Regions from separate parts of the Mus musculus genome. Here region 1 is linked to region 2. A link is a contact called in ENCODE Hi-C or POLR2A ChIA-PET data. All regions are on one chromosome and are shown on one strand. The core of a region is the stretch at or near the end of the contact, and the rest is flanking DNA. Distances in the headings are between cores, read along the strand shown.

Region 1 (5,644 bases), core at 410-2,909, 44 kb before region 2:
ACCCCAGTACATATCACACACAGGATGCATGCACCCCAGTTCACATGCATACCTCACATGCACCCCAGTACACATCACACACAGCATAATGCACCCCAGTACACATCATGCATAGCTCACATGCACCCCAATACACATCACACACAGCGTGCATGTATCCCAGTACACATCCCACATGTCTCTCATGCACCCCTGTACACATCACAATACACACACACACACACACACATCACACGCACGCACTAGTTTTAAAGTCTTAAAGTCTTTCTCTATTCCCTCACAAGTTTCCTTACTACTTTGTTTTCTTCATTAGTAAACAGTCGAGAGTCCTTAGCTGGGCTGTTGAGACAAAAATCCTTTCACTGAAGGAGAGAAAAGAAAAGATTACACTTCAGGAAGACCTTCTCTGTCTTGGCATCAATGCTACCATTGGCTGGGGATTAGACAAGGCTTTAGGGAGCATGACTGCTGTGAACCTCTGTGGCCAAAGACCCCCTCACACTAAACACCTGGTTAAGAGCTGGTTTCTGAAAGACACCCCCCCCCCCCGGAAGCTATGTGGCCTTCTCTTACCTAGAGGTCACCAGGGACTTAACAATAAGGTTCTGAAAACTCAGACTCCCTTGAGGGTGAACAGAACTTTCACAGGTTTCACTGGCCAAAAGGTTTATTTATTTACAGTAAAAGCAGACTGTCTTCATTCTCACATGTCAACAGAAGAGCACTTCTTTGAAGAAACAGGCCAAGATCAGAATTGCACAGTTAATATAAAATTAAAGCATAGAAGCTAGATATTGTAAGAACTATTCCTGCCAGGCAATGGTCAATTAACAAATTCCCATTTTCTACTATCTAGTAGTAGAATTTTTTTTTTTTTTTTGAGACAGGGTCTCATATAGCCCAGGCTGGCCCCAAACTCACTAGGTAGGCAAGGATGATTTTGAACTCTCGACCCTTCTCCCTCCACTTCACAAGTGCTGGGTTACAGCCATACACTATCTCCACACGGCTCCCGCAGACTCAAGAGATGAGCAAAGGCCAGATAGGATTCTGTGGAATAGGATTCCGGGCAAGAGAAAAGGCGAAGAGGGCTGGTGTGACGATCTGTCTCAGGCTGGCTTTTAACACCCCTGACTCTATGAAATTGCACCTGTTTCCCATAGGCTGGTACTCCAGAGAGTGGCAATCCTGACACTCTTCCCAGTTCTCATCCCATGAGATCCAGGTAAAGCCTTATCTGGTAAATACCCTGGGGCAGCAAATAGCCTGTAATTTTCCAACTCTTAGACCAGCAGGTGCCTAGCTTGGGGGAGGACCCTTGAGCCTCCTGCTTGTCTGTGACCTTTGCTGAGTTCTAATCTCACCTCACACAGAACCTCTTTTCCTCAACCCATCCCCAGGCTTTGACCAAGTCCTTGATCTTCCTCTTCATTATGGGTCAAGCCATCCGAGCCAATGCTTGGAATGAAGCCCAGGGAAACATTGTATCTCCGTGGTTCTTTTGGTGGAGTTTGTGTCAATCAATCAGTTGCACTTCCTTGTTTCAGCTTGGACAGCTTCCAAATAATTTCTGATAACTTCTCGTAGGCAGGCCCTGCTGCCAATTTCCCCCTTACCTAGAATGTAGGCTCTTTGTCTACACTCAGAGTCTCTAAGTCCATGATAGCATCAAGGACAACATCCAGAATGTAAAAGTGTGTGCAAACAGAACCTGACGAGGGCAAACTGCTGAAACTGGTTTTGTCGGAGAAGCCGGCTTTCTTGAGAATGATTGGCATGAAGAAGCCCCGAGGTGGGAATGTGCACCAGAGGAGTAACATTTTGGGGTCAAGTCTGGTTTTCCCTGTGTGTGTGTGTGTATGTGTGTGTGTGTGTGTGTGTGTGTGTGTGTGTGTGTGTGTGTGTGTTGGGTCTTTATCCAGACATTACATTTCTAGTTTGTAGGAGCTGTTGCTGTGAGTGGGTGGAGTTGTGGGACTGGCTCTGTCCTTTCATTAGACTTCCTCTGACCTTTGTAAACAGCAGCCTACAGGACTAGAGAGCGAAGCCTCCACCCTATTTTTGCTTCCCTTATCTCCAAAGCAGGCTTGCTTTCACAACTGGAGTGCTGTGGCTGTTCTGAGCTGGGTAATTCTCTTCAGGGGGAGGGTGTTCTGTGAACTACAAATTTAAGAAAATGTCTCCCCTCTACCACCAAGTGACCAGTAGCATACACCTTCCTCCTTTCTGATGACCTACATATCTAGATTCTTCTTGGACAGTGGGCGTAGGTGAAGAAACCAAGGTTGGGAACCACAAATCTAAAATCAACTTCATATTTCCGAGTGAATGAAGGAAGTGGGGGAGGGGAAGCAGACCTCAGACTGTGACTGGGTCACAGGGTATGTAAACACCTGTCATAACGAGTGGCTATATAGAAACACAGGGGCTCAAATGACCCCCTGCTATGAAACCTCAAAAACTCCATCTGTGTAGCAAACTATTGATATGTTTGTGTAGAATTCACATCCACAGTGTTCACTCGGACGAAACAAGAGTTTGAAAAACTTCCATATTAACTCAATTTGTCCTTTGGCGATTTCTTACAACTATGTATGTGCATATACATATTTTATCCACATTTATAATGCATTCTGATTACTCTGACTCTCCGCCCTCCTGGTTCCCCTCCCCTCCTTCTCAGTCTCCTCCTCCCTACAGATCTTTCCTCACATTGATCTTGCTGTTTTATATTATGACCCGGTTTAACCAAGCTGTTCTGTGTGACCATAGGCTGGGACTTCAGCCTACCACCGAAGGCTGGTAGGCTCAGCAGCAGGACACAACTGAAGACCCAGGCTTACCCTTCACCTAGAATCCATGAGTGGCCAGTAGTTTAGAAGGGAGGGGTAAGAGCCCCGTGCCCCGCCCCCCACCCGGGATTGACTTAACAGGGTCTTGTGTTGGCCCTGTACATGTATGTCACCACAGCTGCTGTGAGTTCATGGTTACAGTATCTGGCTCTCCCATTCTTCCTGCCCTCTTTTGCAATGTCATCCAGAAAAAACAAAAAACATTTTAAATAGAATATCATGTTGGGCAAGCTCTCTACATGGAGCCACAATCTCTGTTCTTGATTTTTTTTTTTTTAGATGCTGAGTTGCCAACAGTAAGTAAGAGACATAAGTCAGAGACAGTTCCTCAGTAGCCTGAGAGGTAGTTCTCAGAGACCACTACTGAGGATAAAGCAGAACTCTGGACCTCACTGCAGAAAAGAATCCCAGGAAACATCAGTACGAGGCAGAATTAGGTTTATTAAGAGGATTTTAGCATCAACTTGAGTGGGGTTGTTTAGGACAAAGAGTTCCCAGGAGAGAGAGGCCACTTAAGCATCCTTACAATAGCCATGCTTATGATTTTGGCGGCTTCTAAAGTTGCATCTCAAAGGGTTGCTAAGGAACTCTTCAGTAAATGGGAACATGAGGTGGTAGGGTGGTTCCTGTGTGGGCTGGGTGGGCCAAGGATGCGGTAAGAGTTCTAGGTCACAAGAACTGCACGGGAAGTTATTTTTTTTTTAAAGATTTATTTTTATTCAGCTGGAGAGATGCTAGCACAGTTAAGAGCATTTTCTGTTCTTGCAGAGGACCTGAGTTCTGTTCCCAATAAGGATGTCTGGCAGCTCACAATATCTATAACACCAGGGGATCTGACTGGTGTGGAAACTTCTAGTTTCTTTGGAAAGTTAGTTATGTCAAATGGTGTTTTTCTGGGGAACACGGTTGAAAGGATGTTTGGATATAGCAGACATGTAAACAGAGGCTTGATGAAAGAGTATAAATATGACCCCACAGACAGTGGGGACAAGCACTGAGCCTTGGTTTGGTTTGCTCCAAGTTGCTGGTCTTCGATTATGACGCACATGTATTGGTTCGCCTTACTTAGCATTGTTGAGCTCAACTTGTGATAACTCCGACATTGAGAGAAACTCAAAAGAATTCCTCATGAGGTTCCTGTGGCAGTTTGCCACTTGTGCAGCCTCACCTCAGGCTAATTGGCGAGCCTTGCAGTTCCTTCAAGATTGAACTACAGCTGCCGGTTCATGCCTGACGTCTACTTGCTGAAAGGACTGGACTGCAGCTGCTTGGTTCGTGTGTGCCGTCTGCCTGCCTAGAGGGCTGGTCTGTAGCTGCTTAGTCCTATTTGGTGTTTGCTGTTGGACTGAACTGCTGCCAGAGAAGATTGAGCTGGCCCCCAAAGAACAATGCTAAACAGTCCATGCTCCCCATATCCTAATAACTTTTCTCTTCCACTACCTCTGCTGGGTGGTAGGCTACAGGAGAGTTTGAACCCTTAAAAGTAGGGTGCCAAAAAATTTATGCCTACATCAGACACCATCTTCTATACACACACATGTGCACATATACCACACAGAGGCACTCGTATAGATTAAAAAAGGGTAAAATATCTTTTAAAATAATTACTTTTGGGGTTTGCTTATATGCGTTTAAATGATTGCCATGTGCCGTGTGGTGGTCCACAGAAGACAGAAGAGAATTTCAGATAACCTAGAGTTGGAGTTCACAGGTAACAGTAAGCTACCCCATGTGGCTGCTGGAACCCAAACGTGGGTTCTCTTGAAGAGCAGCAAGTGCTCTTAACTGCTGAGCCATCTTTCTAGCCTAGGGTTATTTATTTGTTTGGTTGTTTGGTTGATTTTTTTTTAAAGACAGGGTTTCTCTGTGTAGCCCTGGCTGTCCTGGAACTCACTCTGTAGACCAAGCTGGCCTGGAACTCAGAGAAATCCACCTGTCTCTGCCTCCCAAGTGCTGGGATTAAAGGCAAGAACCACCAGTGTCCAGCTCTTTTTTTTTTTTAATTGTAAGCAAAATTAAGTCATATTTGTGAGATTCTCAGAAAGAATGTGGAAAAAGAGCAAGAGCTATATGTGCTTTGGTCTCAAGCATGATTCATTGCTATTAGCATTGCTTTAAATTTTTTAAAATGTACCTATTAGTGTGTGTACGTATGTGTGCACATCTGCACCCATGCCACAGTGTGCATGCTACCTCACACATGTGGAAATCTGAGAACAGCTTATGGATGCTGGTTTTTGCTTTCTACCTTTGTGGGTCCTGGGGGACTGACACAAAGTTGTCAGGCTCAGTGGCAAGTGCCTTTCCCAACTGGCCTGTTTCAACATTCCCATCTGAAAACATCGAATAAAATTAAAAAACATCACATAAAGTAAATACTTTCTCTGTGTCTGCAAACTTGATGGCAAATGTTACCTGTGCTGAATTTTAAAAATTTTAAGTTTAATGTGTGTGTGTGTGGGGGGGGTGTTGCCTACATGGACATCTGTTCACTATTTATGTACCTGGTACTTGGTGCCTGTAGAGGACAAAAGAGGGCATAGGGCACTGGATGCCCTGGGATGGATCCAAGGGTCTCCTTCATCTCCTGCATCTCTCTGTCCTAACACAGTCTAACTATATTGTCCAGGCTGGTTAAAAAACTGTCAACCTACCCAACCTCCCCAGTGCTAGGATCACAGGCATGTGCCACCATGTACAGCCCAGGGACACTCCTTTAACATGAGCAAAGTTCTCAGCACCAAGGCTCACCACCAACACCTAACTGAGTGCTGTTGCTCATAATGAAGTTG
Region 2 (6,236 bases), core at 2,810-5,309:
TATTCAGCCGGAAGGTGGGGGGTGATTGTCAGCTGCAAGCCATAGAAGCCGATACCTCGACCTGTGGCTCCCAGCTTCCGGCACCACCTCTGTAGTGTGCTGATGTTCTGTGGTGGCGGTCCTGACAGACTGATGTGGGGTGTGAATAAAGGTGACCCTAGTGATGTCCTGTAAGAGCCTCCTTGGCCACTGTGTGATGCTTTACTCACACCATTCTTCTATGTAACTGGTGTAGCATCCTTGTCTGTCACCCGACAAAGACAGGTGCTTCTTTGTACAGATGCTGATAATTTGGGGCCAGCTACTAGACATGTAGACTTTATCAAGTTGCTGTTTGTTAGTTACCAATCTATTCATATTTTTCTCCTTAGAGTTTGCCGTGAAAGTCCCTGTCTTTAATCTGTGCATTTAAATTGCTAATACCCTGGTGTCTAGTGGTGTTTAGGGATGTTTGTCTTTCTGACTCAGGAAGACAAGGGCGGGACTGAGTACTGAACTCCTGATTTCTGCTGTACTCCTCAAGCTTGGCAGAGTTCAGAATTGGCTTAGGGGTGACTGATAAACGGGGGCTCCTTGTGCGGAAGAGGCTCTGTATAGGAATATAGTCATGTCCTGTGTGGCCCAGAATATATGTCAAGAGCACAATTCGTTGCTCAACTCATGTCTTTAAGTGACACAAAAGGCAAAGAAGGGGATGAAAATAATTTGATGTATTAGTGTATCCATGGAGACCGGAAATAAGTATAATCTTTATGGATCCCCCTCACAGTCTCTCCTTTTGGAATTATGAGTTTACAATCTGTCATAATCATGTATTGGAGGTGCAGAAAATGGTAACAGGAGGCAGAGAAATCCTTTTCCCCGCTCAGCTGCAAAGGCAGCTATTATAACCCCAAGTTTTGTATTGTACACTTCCAAAATTAGAATCTAGTGACACTGGTCTGTAGGATGGCATTAGGGAAGCACCCAGGGTCCAGTGTTTGCATGCCCAAGCCTGTACTGTAGGCTTGACATGTAGTTGTTATTTAAAACAGGTATGAGTGAATGTGTGAATGAACGAATGAATGAATGAATATAATTAGCCATTGGGCAGGATCTGATTCTGCACTTTTGTCCTGTCAATCATCTTTGCTCTGGGAAAACAAGGAAAGGAGGGATCAACTGGCCTAGGAATGTTGGGTAATACCAATAAAGGATGCAGCCGAACCAGTAACTCCTGTGTGACTTCCTCTCTTTCCACAGGCACAGTACTCAACACGGTCTAAGAAGTAAAGTTCACCCAGTGAGGGAACAAGAAGGGTAAGAGGAAGGAGAGAGCTTCAGTCAGCGAGGGAACAAGAAGGGTACGAGGAAGGAGAGAGCCAGCTCCCAAAAGCCAGTCGCGGTGTCCGGATAACTCAGTTCCTGTTGGAAGTGACAAGTTCTGATCCTCATCTGTGTTGGGGTACAAAAGGAGATGTTGTGTTAGGGTATAAAAGGAGATACTGATTAGCTTTGTAAATTATGTCATGTTGCACTTCAGTCTCTGTGGCCTCGATACTGAAAATTAGCTCAACAAAGCCAGTTACAAGTTTTCTGTAGTTTATTGGTCAAAGAACAGTTCTCCAACACTTCTGATTGTCCCCTTTCTCTTCGTCCTCAGTCATGCTATTGGTTTGACTGTGCTGATCCTAAGCACACATTTTAGCATGGTGTCTTCATAGGTGGAGGTTAGCAGAGACTGAAGAAACCATTTTTAAGTCCAGGAATAATAATCACTGCTAAATCCTGGTGTATAGCTGGACTTTTTTTTCTGTGCATAGATGTATAATTCCAGTAGCTTGTGATCAGTCTACCCTTTTTATTTTTTATTTACCTATTTATTATTTTTGGTCTCACCTAGCCCAGATTGGTCTGTATCTCAGTATGTAGGAGAAACTGGCCTTGAACTCCTGATTTTCCTGTTTCTACCTCCTAGTGTTAGGACTTCAGATTACATATTATTGTTTTGTATCCTATATTTTCCTGACACTATGTAATAAAACTATCTTTCTACATTACTGCATTAGTTACATCTCCCTAGCTGCTGTGACAAAGCACCAGGACAAAGGCAGCTTTTATAACAAAGTATCTATTTGGGTGAATTGCTCCAGAGGGTCTAGAGTCAGTGGTGGCAGGGGAGCTTGGCAGGCATGACAGCAGCATAGGAAGTTGATTGCTCAGGTCTTGAACCATAAGCACCAAGCATAGAGAAGAGCACTGGGCAAGGCTTTGAAACATCAAAGCTCACCATCACTCCCACCAGGAATTCTTCCTCCAGCAAGGCTGGGTTGCTTATACCTCCCCAAATAGCACTCACCCACTGGGGAGCAAGTGTTCAGATACATGAGCCTCTGAGGGACATTATCACAATTACTAAACATGACCTACTAAAATATCTTTTCTTCTTTTTTTTTTTTGGGGGGGGGGTCATGTTCTTTAGAAAGTGTCTCCCTGTATAACCCTGGTTGTCCTGGAACTATATAGACCAGGCTGGCCTTGAACTCACAGAGATCTGCCCGCTTCTGCCTCCCAAATGCTGGGGTTAAAGGCTTGTGCCACCACACCTGGTGAAGTAGTAGTAGTAAGAAAGTACTCTTTATGTAATCAGACATTTCCAAGGCTGAAAGTCGCTGCCTCTTGGTAGAGACTCCTGTATTTCTGGTCATTCTTTCATGTTATTCTAGGTAGAATTTGAGGTTGAATAATATATGCCTTTTCAAGATTCATGGTCTTGATCATTTTCCCTTGTATTCATTAAGTACTCCATTTTTTTTTCTTTTCTTTTTAGGTTTCTTCTGCTTAGGGAACACATAAACTCTTGGTTATATGGGTTCATACTTTTAATGTTTTCAGTTTACTCTTTAGAAGTGGCAACGCATCTCAGTCAGGTGACCAGGAGTAATCATGCAAGCCTTCTAATACATCTTAGCATCCTGGAGGTCTCCTAGGCTAGGTTTCCAAAGGGTATTCGGCTTACTTTAACTTCTGATGCAGGACCCAGAGGGAGCCTGTGTTCTTGGAATACAAGGACACCTCAGAGAATAATCTCTTCTCTACCTTAGTCGAGGATTTATGCGTCCTCTATTTCTGAACTCTTGGGGACTCATTTTGTATGGTTAACCTTGCACAGCTGTGGGGCAAAGCGGGCACTCCTGAATGAGGCCTCAGGGTCCCTATGGCGAGAGACACAGCGATTCTGACTCTTAGACCACTTCCTATTTGCCACTTGTAAATAAAGTACTTCCTGGAACCGCATGGATTCACTCCATCCTTCCTTGTTTGCTGCAGAAGCGGCAGCTTAGGAGGAGGGCAGAGCTGGTGCCCAGAGAGGGCCTACGGCCTTAGGAGCAGTGAAGCGAGGGGAGGGCTGGGTAAGAGTCGGGACGCGGTTTCCTTCTATTGTCTTCCCTTCCTCCAGCACCCCTCCGCACCCCACTTTTCCCTTCTTGTGCGCAGCGCAGAGATGGCGGGGCCCAGCCCTTCCTCTGTCCAGCTAAGTTTCCACAGCCGGCGGCCCAGGCGAGGCTGAGTTCAGTACCCAAGGCAGTGCACACAAACCGCCCTCTCTACCCTTGGGGTTTCTTCCTTGATCTGGCTGGAAACTTCGTACAGTGAGGACGCTCCGGCCGGGGCTTTTGGAATAGGCCCCAGGCTAGGCCCCTCTGGGGACACCCCGAGTGCAGACTCTGGCCTCTGGAGGGCCAGGGCGGGTGGAGAGGGAAGGGTAGGAGTGGGCGGTGCTCTTCGCTCCCCCAAACTCAGCTCTCTTCCGCGCGCGAGGCCCACCCCGCGGTTCCGAAGGACCCCGGCGCACAGCACCCGAGAGCGCCCGCCTGCCCGCCGGGCCCCGGGGACCCCGCCTGCGCGCCCGCAGGGAGGCGCGACTGCGGCCTAGGGCGCCCGGCGGCTCCTCCCCTCCCCCTCCCCCTCCCGGAAGCGCGGGGCGGGGTCCCCGGCCGGGCCGCGGGGGCGGGCGCGGGGGCCGGGCCGGGGCGGGGCGCGGCGGACTGTGCGCGCCCACTCGGCTCCAGGCGGCCAGCGCTCGCGGGCCCAGGCCGCCCGGCTCGACCTGAGCACCGCGGCGGCGCAGCGACGGGATCCCTGGAGAAGCAGCCGCAGTCTCGAGACGTCCCCCGCGCCCCCCACTGCCCGCCCCAGGCTCAGTGTATGGGGCCGCGGCCCGCCAACCTTCGTTGAGACCGTCCCCGGGGTGCGGTGGCCTCGGGCTCCAGAGCCCGCCCCGCCACCCGAGGGCTGCGCGCGGCCCCGGGCCTGCTCGCCGCGCGGCTCCGCGCGTCCCGGGCCAGGAAGTGGCGGCGCCGAGCGCCATGGCCCACTCCCCGGTGCAGTCGGGCCTGCCGGGCATGCAGGTAGGTTGGGGTGGCCCGGTCGGGCTGCGGCCAGGGCGGAAGCGGGCAACTTGGCGGTGTCAACACGCCCCCCCTCCCCCCAACCAGCCGGGCCCGCTTCTCCGGGATCTTCGCCGACTCGGGCGGCGGGGATCTCGGGTGTATGCACGTGGAGGGGCTTTGGGGTCTGCGGCCTGGGGCCGAGGTGGGGTGCAGGAGCTTTGCGCTCCCCAAGTCCGACGCGCAGGCCGAGCGCCCATCCCGGGCAGGAGTCTGAACTAGTGTCCTTGGAGGCCCCGCTTTGGTGCCTGGGCCCTATGTGGGCCTGGGACAGGGATAGCGGCACTCTGGGGTCCGTCCTCAGTTAGCAAAAGTCCCTCCCCAGACCCCTCAAGCGGGAGACCCGAGCGCAGGGCGGGAGCGCGCCCCGGCTGGTCACAGTCCGGGCGGGCCGCAGGGCGGGGTGCAGGAAGATGTAACCTCGCATCGGAGCCTGTAGTTCTGGTGCGGAAAGTGCGAGGTTGCAAACTCGGGAGGCGGAACCCACACCTCCGCGAGCGCCCTGGTGTGCAGAGCCCAGGTTCATCCCTCGGGTGCCAGGACTCCGCTGCTGGACTTTCACTTTGAGACCGGTTGGCATCCAGAGGAACTGTGTGCTAGCGGGCTTCTTGGTGCACACTTTGTATCTTCTTAGCCTGCCAGTGACTTTTTCTTCGGAGGGGAAGGGGGCGGTGAGGGGACGGAGTTGAATTTCAAGTTTATATGGATGCACGAACTTTTTTTTTGCTATTGAGGATGGTTTTCTGCACTTTGAAAAACAATCACTTGTCTGTTCAAACTTGTAAAGTTTGTGAGCGTATATAATAAATACAGACATAATGATTGCGATTAAGATAGCAAGACCAGTCAAAGTTTTGCTTTCCCAAGGAAGTGAACGGAAGAGTTTTGCTTAAAAAAAAACAAACAAAAATCAACAACAACAAAAAAAAAACAAAACACCTCAGAATATCCAAGGTTATCAGTTTATAGATGCAGCAGGCGCCTTCTCTCTGGCTTCAGGGTTGAGCCGCATGGACCTTGCTTGCCTCTTACTGCTTCTGCCACTTCTGAAAATAGTTCCTATCCCTCTTTTCTTCTTCTTTTTTCTTTCCATACCACGTAAGGAAAATGGTTTTCTTGGCCCCGGTTTTGAACTCTGGAAAAATAGGAATTCAAAGTTACCACTTCAGTGGCCACTAGAACTTGAGTCATTTTTAAGGGATAATAAAGTTGGAATTGAGAAGTGTCACTGGAAAAGTGCTCTCAAAGTATTCCTGAGTCTCACCTTGCCTGCGTTCTAAAACTTGATGGTGCTGGCCGCTAGTTGAAAGTCACCCCAGGCCTCCTGCAACTCTTGCCTTGGTTTGACTTCAGAGACAAGACATCAGGGTCAACTGGGTGACAGTTTCTTACCTGTGGCCAGAAGGACCTCGTGGCACATTTCTTCACGTTTTCTTCATTCTGGCTGCTATAGTGATTTACCTGGCTCCACCCTGAAGCCTCTTCACTAGCCCCAACCTTTGTAAAAGAAAGTGTTTGAAAAGATACTTAATGTGGCAGTGTGTGGGGTCAGTACCAAGTGGTTCCCAGCTGGATTCTGCTTCTGTTTGTTTTAAAGAATGGGCCAAAAAATCTTCATTTTGGGAAAAAGAAAAATTCAATAACTTTACCCAAAAAGTGTATTTCATACGTGTTCTTGAAAGGAAGATGTTTTAATTTTGCTTTTTGGTGTGAAGACGATAACCTTTTTTTACTAGTATTAATTTTTTTTGTCTGTTCTGGTTCCTCAGAGGAGGAAAAGTGGCTTCCCACAGTCGTACCCGCCCC

Evidence for each region. Hi-C counts contacts between places; a loop is a spot of excess contacts on that map. ChIA-PET counts read pairs that join two places held with the same protein, here RNA polymerase II (POLR2A).
Region 1: a map of heart shows a loop between it and region 2 (5-fold over the local background). The contact joins the enhancer-like site here to the promoter of Stk24 in region 2. A Hi-C loop is called at or near these places in 10 of 37 maps with a recorded cell type or tissue (CH12.LX, T-helper 17 cell, adrenal gland and 3 more). POLR2A ChIA-PET finds 5 or more read pairs at or near these places in 1 of 5 experiments (Patski).

What each region holds. Positions count from the first base shown.
Region 1 is chr14:121,419,531-121,425,174 of GRCm38, reverse strand. No RefSeq gene overlaps it. Among named protein-coding and RNA genes, the nearest start is that of Gm33299, 35 kb to the left of the region's middle. Within about 2 kb of position 1,659, at least 1 of the 3 ENCODE cell types and tissues checked has a DNase peak (open chromatin) inside an H3K27ac peak, as active enhancers do; it is heart, where a contact is called at or near this core.
Region 2 is chr14:121,377,053-121,383,288 of GRCm38, reverse strand. Stk24 (serine/threonine kinase 24) reads left to right here and starts at 4,059. Exons shown (of 11, transcript NM_145465.2): 1 at 4,059-4,391. The coding sequence starts at 4,350.